Regions from separate parts of the Homo sapiens genome. Here region 1 is linked to region 2. Evidence: chromatin contacts called from ENCODE Hi-C data. All regions are on one chromosome and are shown on one strand. Each heading gives the region's core, a stretch centred on a gene start or an enhancer-like site at or near the end of the contact. The rest is flanking DNA. Distances are from core to core; before and after follow the strand shown.

Region 1 (3,298 bases), core at 710-3,209, 430 kb after region 2:
TATTCATCTGTCCATTTATCCATTCCTCCACCCACCCATCCATTCATCCATTTATTCATCTATGTATCCATCCATTCATCCATCCACCCAACTATCTATCCATCCAATCATCCACTCATCTTTCCATCCATCCACCCATTTATTCATTCATCCAGCCATCTATCTCTTTATCCATCCTTCCAGCAAGTGATCCATCCATTCACGCATCCAGATGGCTGTCTGTCCATTCATTCATCCATCCACCACTTCCTACCCCCAGACCCATCTATCCACCCATCATCCACTGACTTCAAAAGCTTCATTTGATCGTCTGTGCAGCAGACATGGTGTGTGATGCTCTGACACCTCTTAAGTGCTTTGGTTGCCCACAAGAACCTCACGGGAGGTCTCTAAGTTGGGCTCAGACCTTGGTAATGAAAACCAGAAATAAAAGTGATTTAAAGAAAGCTGATAGAAACCTAACTTTAGCAAATGGTAAGATAAAAATGTACTCCTTTGTCCTGTAAAAGAAGTTGGGAATGTGAGTCGGGCTGGCACAGCCGTCCTGCTGTATCATCAGCCACCCTGATACCTTTGCTCAACGTGTTCTGCCATGCTTAGAATACAACTTCTGGCCGGGTGCGGTGGCTCATGCCTGTAATCCCAGCACTTTGGGAGGCCGAGGTGGGCGGATCATGAGGTCAGGAGTTCGAGACCAGCCTGGCCAACAAGGTGAAACCCTGTCTTTACTAAAAATACAAAAAGTAGCCTGGCATGGTGGTGCATGCCTGTAATCCCAGGTACTGGGGAGGCTGAGGCAGGAGAATCACTTGAACCCGGGAGGCGGAGGTTGCAGTGAGCCAAGATTGTGCCACTGCACTCCAGCCTGGGCCACAGAGCAAGACTCCATCTCAAAACAAACAAATAAACAAACAAACAACACACAGACAACTTCTATCCTGTAGGAGACTTCCTGCTTCGAACTGGCTGCTGGGACTCCAGCCATCACGTCATTATCCCAGGCAGGTTCAGGATGAAGCAAAGACCAAAAAAAAAAAAAAAAGAAAGAAAAAAGAAAAATGATTCTGCCTCCAGGAGTGGAGTGCATAGTTAGACTGCTGCATTCCTCAAACCCCTGAGGTGGGCCCCAGGGTGCGGGGCCAGCCCCTCTGGCCTTGCCTGTGTCTGATCCAGGGGCACAGGTGGCCTGGGGAGAGACGGAGTCACCCGCAGGCCTGAGACAGCACAAGACCAGTGTTACCGAAGGGCCCCTGACGCAGCCTGCTGGGGTGAGTCGCCAAGGACCAGGACTCAGCCAGGCGACCCAGATAGGGGTCTTACCCCCAACCCCAAACCACGACCACAAGTCCTCACTCCCAACCCTGTCTCTGAGCTTGCGGCAGAACGTCCTTGGTCCCGCGCAGAGCGGGTATCCGCAGTGTGTCTCAAAGCCCCCCACCCCCGCCATCTTTCACCACTGAGCGCCCCCAGCTCGGACGCTCCAGAAAGGACCAGGGGCCGTGGCTGCCTGTCAAGGCCTACGCCTTTCTAAGCAGGGAGGGGATTGCACTTTGCACCCCTTGGGGATCGCCCTGAGCGCCCCGTGAGCAGCTGGAAGGGGGCCCCATAGTTTTCCGAGCAGAGGAGCAGGAAGAGTTTCATTTCCTCCCCGTTGGGGCTGCCTGGGGGGGGTGCCTGTTAGGAACAGAGAGGGGACAGCAAGGGCGGGCGCGGAGAGGCCCACACCTCTCCAAGAAGGGCAGCGGTTTCTCTTGGCTCCAGGTAGGGGCCGCCCTGGGGCGTGCATTTAAGGGGCTGTAGAGAGGGAGGGACCCGCACTTTCCCGAGAATGTTGGGGGTTTCACTTTGCTCTAGTTGGCGGCATCCTGGCGACGGGCTTGTGGGCGGGGGGCACTCACAGTTTCCTGAGAAGGGAAGGAGGGCGTCCCGTGGTCCCCTCGGCGCGGCCCGAGCCACCTCCGCCCGCCCCCTCCTCTGTCCCCTCCCCGGGCCCGGCGTTCCCTCCCCTTCCGTGCGCCAGTGGAGGCCGGGGTGGGGCGGGGCGGGGCAGGCGCAGCCTGGGCTGAGTTTGCAGGGCTGCTCCCCTCACCCAACCCCTTCGAGTCCTCCGCGGGCTCCGCCCCACCCGGCCCGTGGGGGAGGTTCCGTCCCGCCGCCTTCGCCCGCGCGCTGCACTCGCGGACGATCTCTGCTCGCCTTGGGCGCGCCGTGGCGCGCGGGGCCGTGCTGGCGCTGCGGCTCCTCGGCCTGCTCCGCCGTCTGGTGGCCGCCCCGGTGAGCGAGCGGCGGGATCCGGGTGGGAGGACGCGGGGGGTGGCGCGGGCTGGGCCTGGGGATCCGCCTGGGGATGTGGGGTGCAGGGGCGGGGCGCCCCGCGGGGACACCCGGCCCCTCTTCCGTGCCCGGCGGGACGCGCTGTGCCCACGGGGACCCAGGTCCGGAGGAGGCGCCCACTTTCTCCCCAGCGCTCTTCCTGGGGCCAGGTGGGAGCCGTTTCAGAGGAAAAAGCCAGCGTTTCTTTCGTAAACCAAAAAGTATCTGGGACAAGTCCCAATCCTTTTGAGTTGATTCGGCGAAGATCAGGAAGGAGCCCGGGAGACGGGTCTATGCCTTTCTCCAAAGATACTATTGAGAGCTTCGGTATTTAAAGGGGGAAAGCACGCTGGAGGGGAAAGAAGGAGGAAGGCTCATTTTACCGAATTCACCTGTTGCAAAAGAAAAGCAGCAGGTAGAATAGTCAATTATGTATTTGTCTTGCGCTCACTAAATTGGCACTTTACTAAGATAAGGTCAACAGAGAGTTATTGCACTGTCTGCTTGGGAACAGAAGGAAAGACAGCTTCCTGCCTGACTCAGCTTCCAGCTTTATTATTATTATTATTAATTATTTTGGCAGAGTGAACTGGGGTTCCAAGTTTTAATTTTCCTTCTACAGTTTGCAGAATCGCAAACTCTTAAATTTAGGGGAACCTGGGGAAGAGGTGGCATCCGATTCCCCCCCAACCCTGGTGACGTTCTTATGGATCTTATGGATACTGCAGTCTCTCTTCTCTTTCTGTCTCTCCTCTCTTCTCTTTCCTTTCTCTCTCTCCTCTTCTCTCCCTCTTCCTCTCTCTCTCCTCTCCTCTCTCTCTCTTCTCTCCTGTTCCCTCTCTCTCTTCTCTCTCTTCTTTCTCTCGCTTTTCTCTCTCCTCACTCTCCTCTCTCCCTCTCTCTCCCCTCTTTCCTCTTTCTCTCGCCTCTCTCTCACCTCTCTCCTCTCTCCCCTTTTCTCTCTCTCCCCCTCTTCTCTCTCTCC
Region 2 (3,408 bases), core at 554-3,053:
CAGGCTGGTCTCGAACTCCTGACCTCACGTGAGCCACCTGCCTCTGCCTCCCAAAGTGCTGGGATGACAGGCGTGAGCCACCGCGCCTGGCTGGCAACCACAATCTTGAGCAGTTGCTCTGATTTTATTCTCATAACTTAGGGGTATTTGTTGTTACCCCAGCACAGAATGGAAAACTGGTGCATGGGGTGGTTTAATAACCTGTGCAGGGTCAGGCAGGTGGAAAATAGCAGGTATGATTCAACCTTGTTTCTCTCTCTAGGTGGTCCTGTCGACCGTCGCTTGACCTGGCTGATTCCGAAGCTGCCTTCTGGCGCAGACATCCTACACTGCTGGATTCCTCCTCCATCTTTTGCTCCTCAGTTATCCGATGTGGAGGGAATCCCTCCCTCTCAAGTCATTGCCACCTTCTGTCCACGTTACCAAATGAGGTCACTGGTCCTCATCTGTGGGTTCCTTCATGCAGCGTTGCACGCCTCCACAAGCACGTTGCCGTTTCGAGAACTCTGGCTAGTGATGTCACATCGTTGATGAGAGGCCACGTGGTCCTTCAGGTGGAAGCTGTGAATGAACATCCTCCCAGCCTGGATGTGGAGAAACAGGAACGCTTTTACACTGTTGGTGGGAGTGTTAACTAGTTCAACCATTGTGGAAGACAGTGTGGCGATTCCTCAAGGACGTTGAACCAGAAAGACCATTTGACCCAGCCATCCCATTACTGGGTATATACCCAAAGGATTATAAATCATGCTGCTATAAAGACACATGCACACGTATGTTTATTGTGGCACTGTTCACAATAGCAAAGACTTTGGAACCAACCCAAATGCCCATCAATGGTAGACTGGATAAAGAAAATGTGGCACATACACAGCATGGAATTCTATGCAGCCATAAAAAAGGATGAGTTCATGTCCTTTGCAGGGACATGGATGAAGGTGGAAACCATCCTTCTCCAGAAACCAACACAGGAAGAGAAAACCAAACACTGCATGTTCTCACTTATAAGTGGGAGTTGAACAATGAGAACACATGGACACAGGGAGGGGAACATCACACACTAGGGCCTGCCGGGGAGGTGGGAGGCTAGGGGAGGGAGAGCATTAGGACAAATACCTAATGTAGATGATGGGTTGATGGGTGCAGCAAACCACCATGGCACGTGCATACCTACGTAACAAACCTGCACGTTCTGCACACGTACCCCAGAACTTAAAGTAGAATTAAAAGAAAAAAAAAAGAAAACAAGAAAAGAAAATCATCCCAACCTGATACGGTATCAGGTTGCGCTGGTCATTTTATCATGTATCTCACTGGGATCTGAACTCATGCCAAGCTGGCTACAAGCCCCTCTGTGTGTAAGACACTCCCTGCAGCTTCAGGGAGGTCAGAAGCTACACACACACACACACACACACACACACACACACACACACACACACATCCTGTATAGCTCCATCATCAAATGCCTGGAGGCTCCAGAAATGCGTGATGCCCCCAGGGTGGTCGAAAGACTCAGCCACGGGGCTCCAATTTCTGTTCCCTCCCCTAAGCAACCAACTTCCCTTTTTTTTTTTTTTGAGATGGAGTCTCTCTCTGTCACCAGGCTGGAGTGCAGCGGCACGATCTCAGCTCACTGCAACCTTCGTCTTCTGGGTTCAAGCGATTCTCCTGCCTCAGCCTCCTGAGTAGCTAGGACTACAGGCACCTGCCACCCCGCCTGGCTAATTTTTGTATTTTTAGTAGAAACAGGGTTTCACCATGTTGGCCAGGATGGTCTCGATCTCCTTGAAGGAAGAGAGAGACCCTCTCATATTGTTTTATATACTCAGCACCTGTTTTAAGAAGAAACAACAAGGAAGTAAAACCAAAGACAGGCAGCCCGGCGCCAGGCCTGAAACCAGGCCTGGGGCTGCCGGCCCTAAACCCAGTAGTTAAAAATCAACTCATAACTTAGAAACCGATGTTATTCATAGATTCCAGACATCGTATAGAAGAACACTGTGAAACTCCCTGCCCGTTCTGTTTCTCTCTGACCACAGGTGCATGCAGCCCCTGTCACGTACCCCTTGCCTGCTCAAATCAATCATGACCCTTTCATGTAAAATCTTTAGTGTTGTGAGCCCTTAAAAGGGACAGAAATTGTGCATTCGGAGAGCTCAGATTTTAAGGCAGTAGCTTGCCAATGCTCCCAGCTGAATAAAGCCCTTCCTTCTGCAACTCGGTGTCTGAGAGGTTTTGTCTGCAGCTCGTCCTGCTACATCCTGACCTTGTGATCCACTCGCCTCGGCCTCCCAAAGTGCTGGGATTACAGGCGTAAGCCACCGCGCCCGGCCCTTCCCTCCTTTTTATCTGGTCTCTCTACTCTCAGCCGCACCCCAACAGTTTGCCTTTCCTTCCTCACTGTTCATGCCTCGTGTTACCCTCAATTCCCAGATGCTTAGATGCCCTGTCCAAACTGGGCAATGTCAGTCCGCTGCTCCAGCACCTCCGCCTCCTCCGGCTCCTGGAATGAAATTCAGCCCAAGGCCCTGACATGCAGGGGTGACTCTTGGATTCGGCCACAGTGCCCTCCCTCGCTCCTGGAATCGCTACGTCAGTTCTTGCCTCGGGGTCTTTGTGTGTGCTGTTCCCTCTGATTGGAATACTCTCCTCTCACTACCCCCATATCCGTGTGGCCCTCACCTTCTCATCAAGAGGGTCTTTGGCTTCAGGGTCAACCCTTCCCTCACCTTCTCTCACCACTCTCTAGAAGCTTCTCTCCGGTACCTTCCTTCAGCTTTCTTCTTGGCTCTCAACATTCTCTGGCTATATTCATGTCTGCGAGTATGCCTACGTCTAATTCCACATCCACACTCACATCTACCTGCATTTACACCTGTATCTATCATCTACCTGTCTATCCATTTATCTATTTACCTACGTATCTGCCTATCTAGCTATGCATTATCTATCTATCCATCTATTTCTCTATCATCTATCTACATAGCTATCTATCCATGATCTCTCTATGCATCATCTATGTATCTATCGATCTATCGTCTATCTGCCTATTATCATCTATATATCTCTCCATCATCTATCTATGCATCATCTATTATCTATCACCTATCATCTATGTAGCCCATCTATCCTTTATCTGTCTGCCTATCTATATCTATCTGCCTATCGTCATCTACGTATCTATCTATCTATGCATCATCTCTCCATTATCTGTCTATCCATCTTATCATCTATGTAGCTCATCTATCATCTGTCTGCCTGCCTATCTACCTATATCTGTCTGCCCATCTACCTATATCTATCATCTGTCTATCTATATCTATCATGTCTGCCTATCTATATCTATCCATCTATCATCTGTCTGCCTATCTATATCTATCTAATCTATCTCTATCTAGCTATCTA

The links. Hi-C counts contacts between places; a loop is a spot of excess contacts on that map. Pooled maps may share reads with other maps.
Region 1: a map with no recorded cell type shows a loop between it and region 2 (4-fold over the local background). The contact joins the promoter of LINC03112 here to the enhancer-like site in region 2. A Hi-C loop is called at or near these places in 1 of 168 maps with a recorded cell type or tissue (OCI-LY7), 23 of 37 single-sample maps with no recorded cell type and 6 of 50 pooled maps.

The regions. Positions count from the first base shown.
Region 1 is chrX:2,607,208-2,610,505 of GRCh38, forward strand. It overlaps LINC03112 (long intergenic non-protein coding RNA 3112), which reads right to left and starts at 1,960. Exons shown (of 2, transcript XR_001755779.3): 1 at 1,899-1,960. MIR6089 (microRNA 6089) reads left to right here and starts at 1,984; the gene lies at 1,984-2,047. It also overlaps the pseudogene CD99P1. RefSeq lists an enhancer at 1,331-1,855.
Region 2 is chrX:2,177,253-2,180,660 of GRCh38, forward strand. No RefSeq gene overlaps it. Among named protein-coding and RNA genes, the nearest start is that of DHRSX, 320 kb to the right of the region's middle. Within about 2 kb of position 1,804, at least 3 of the 41 ENCODE cell types and tissues checked have a DNase peak (open chromatin) inside an H3K27ac peak, as active enhancers do; they include OCI-LY7, where a contact is called at or near this core.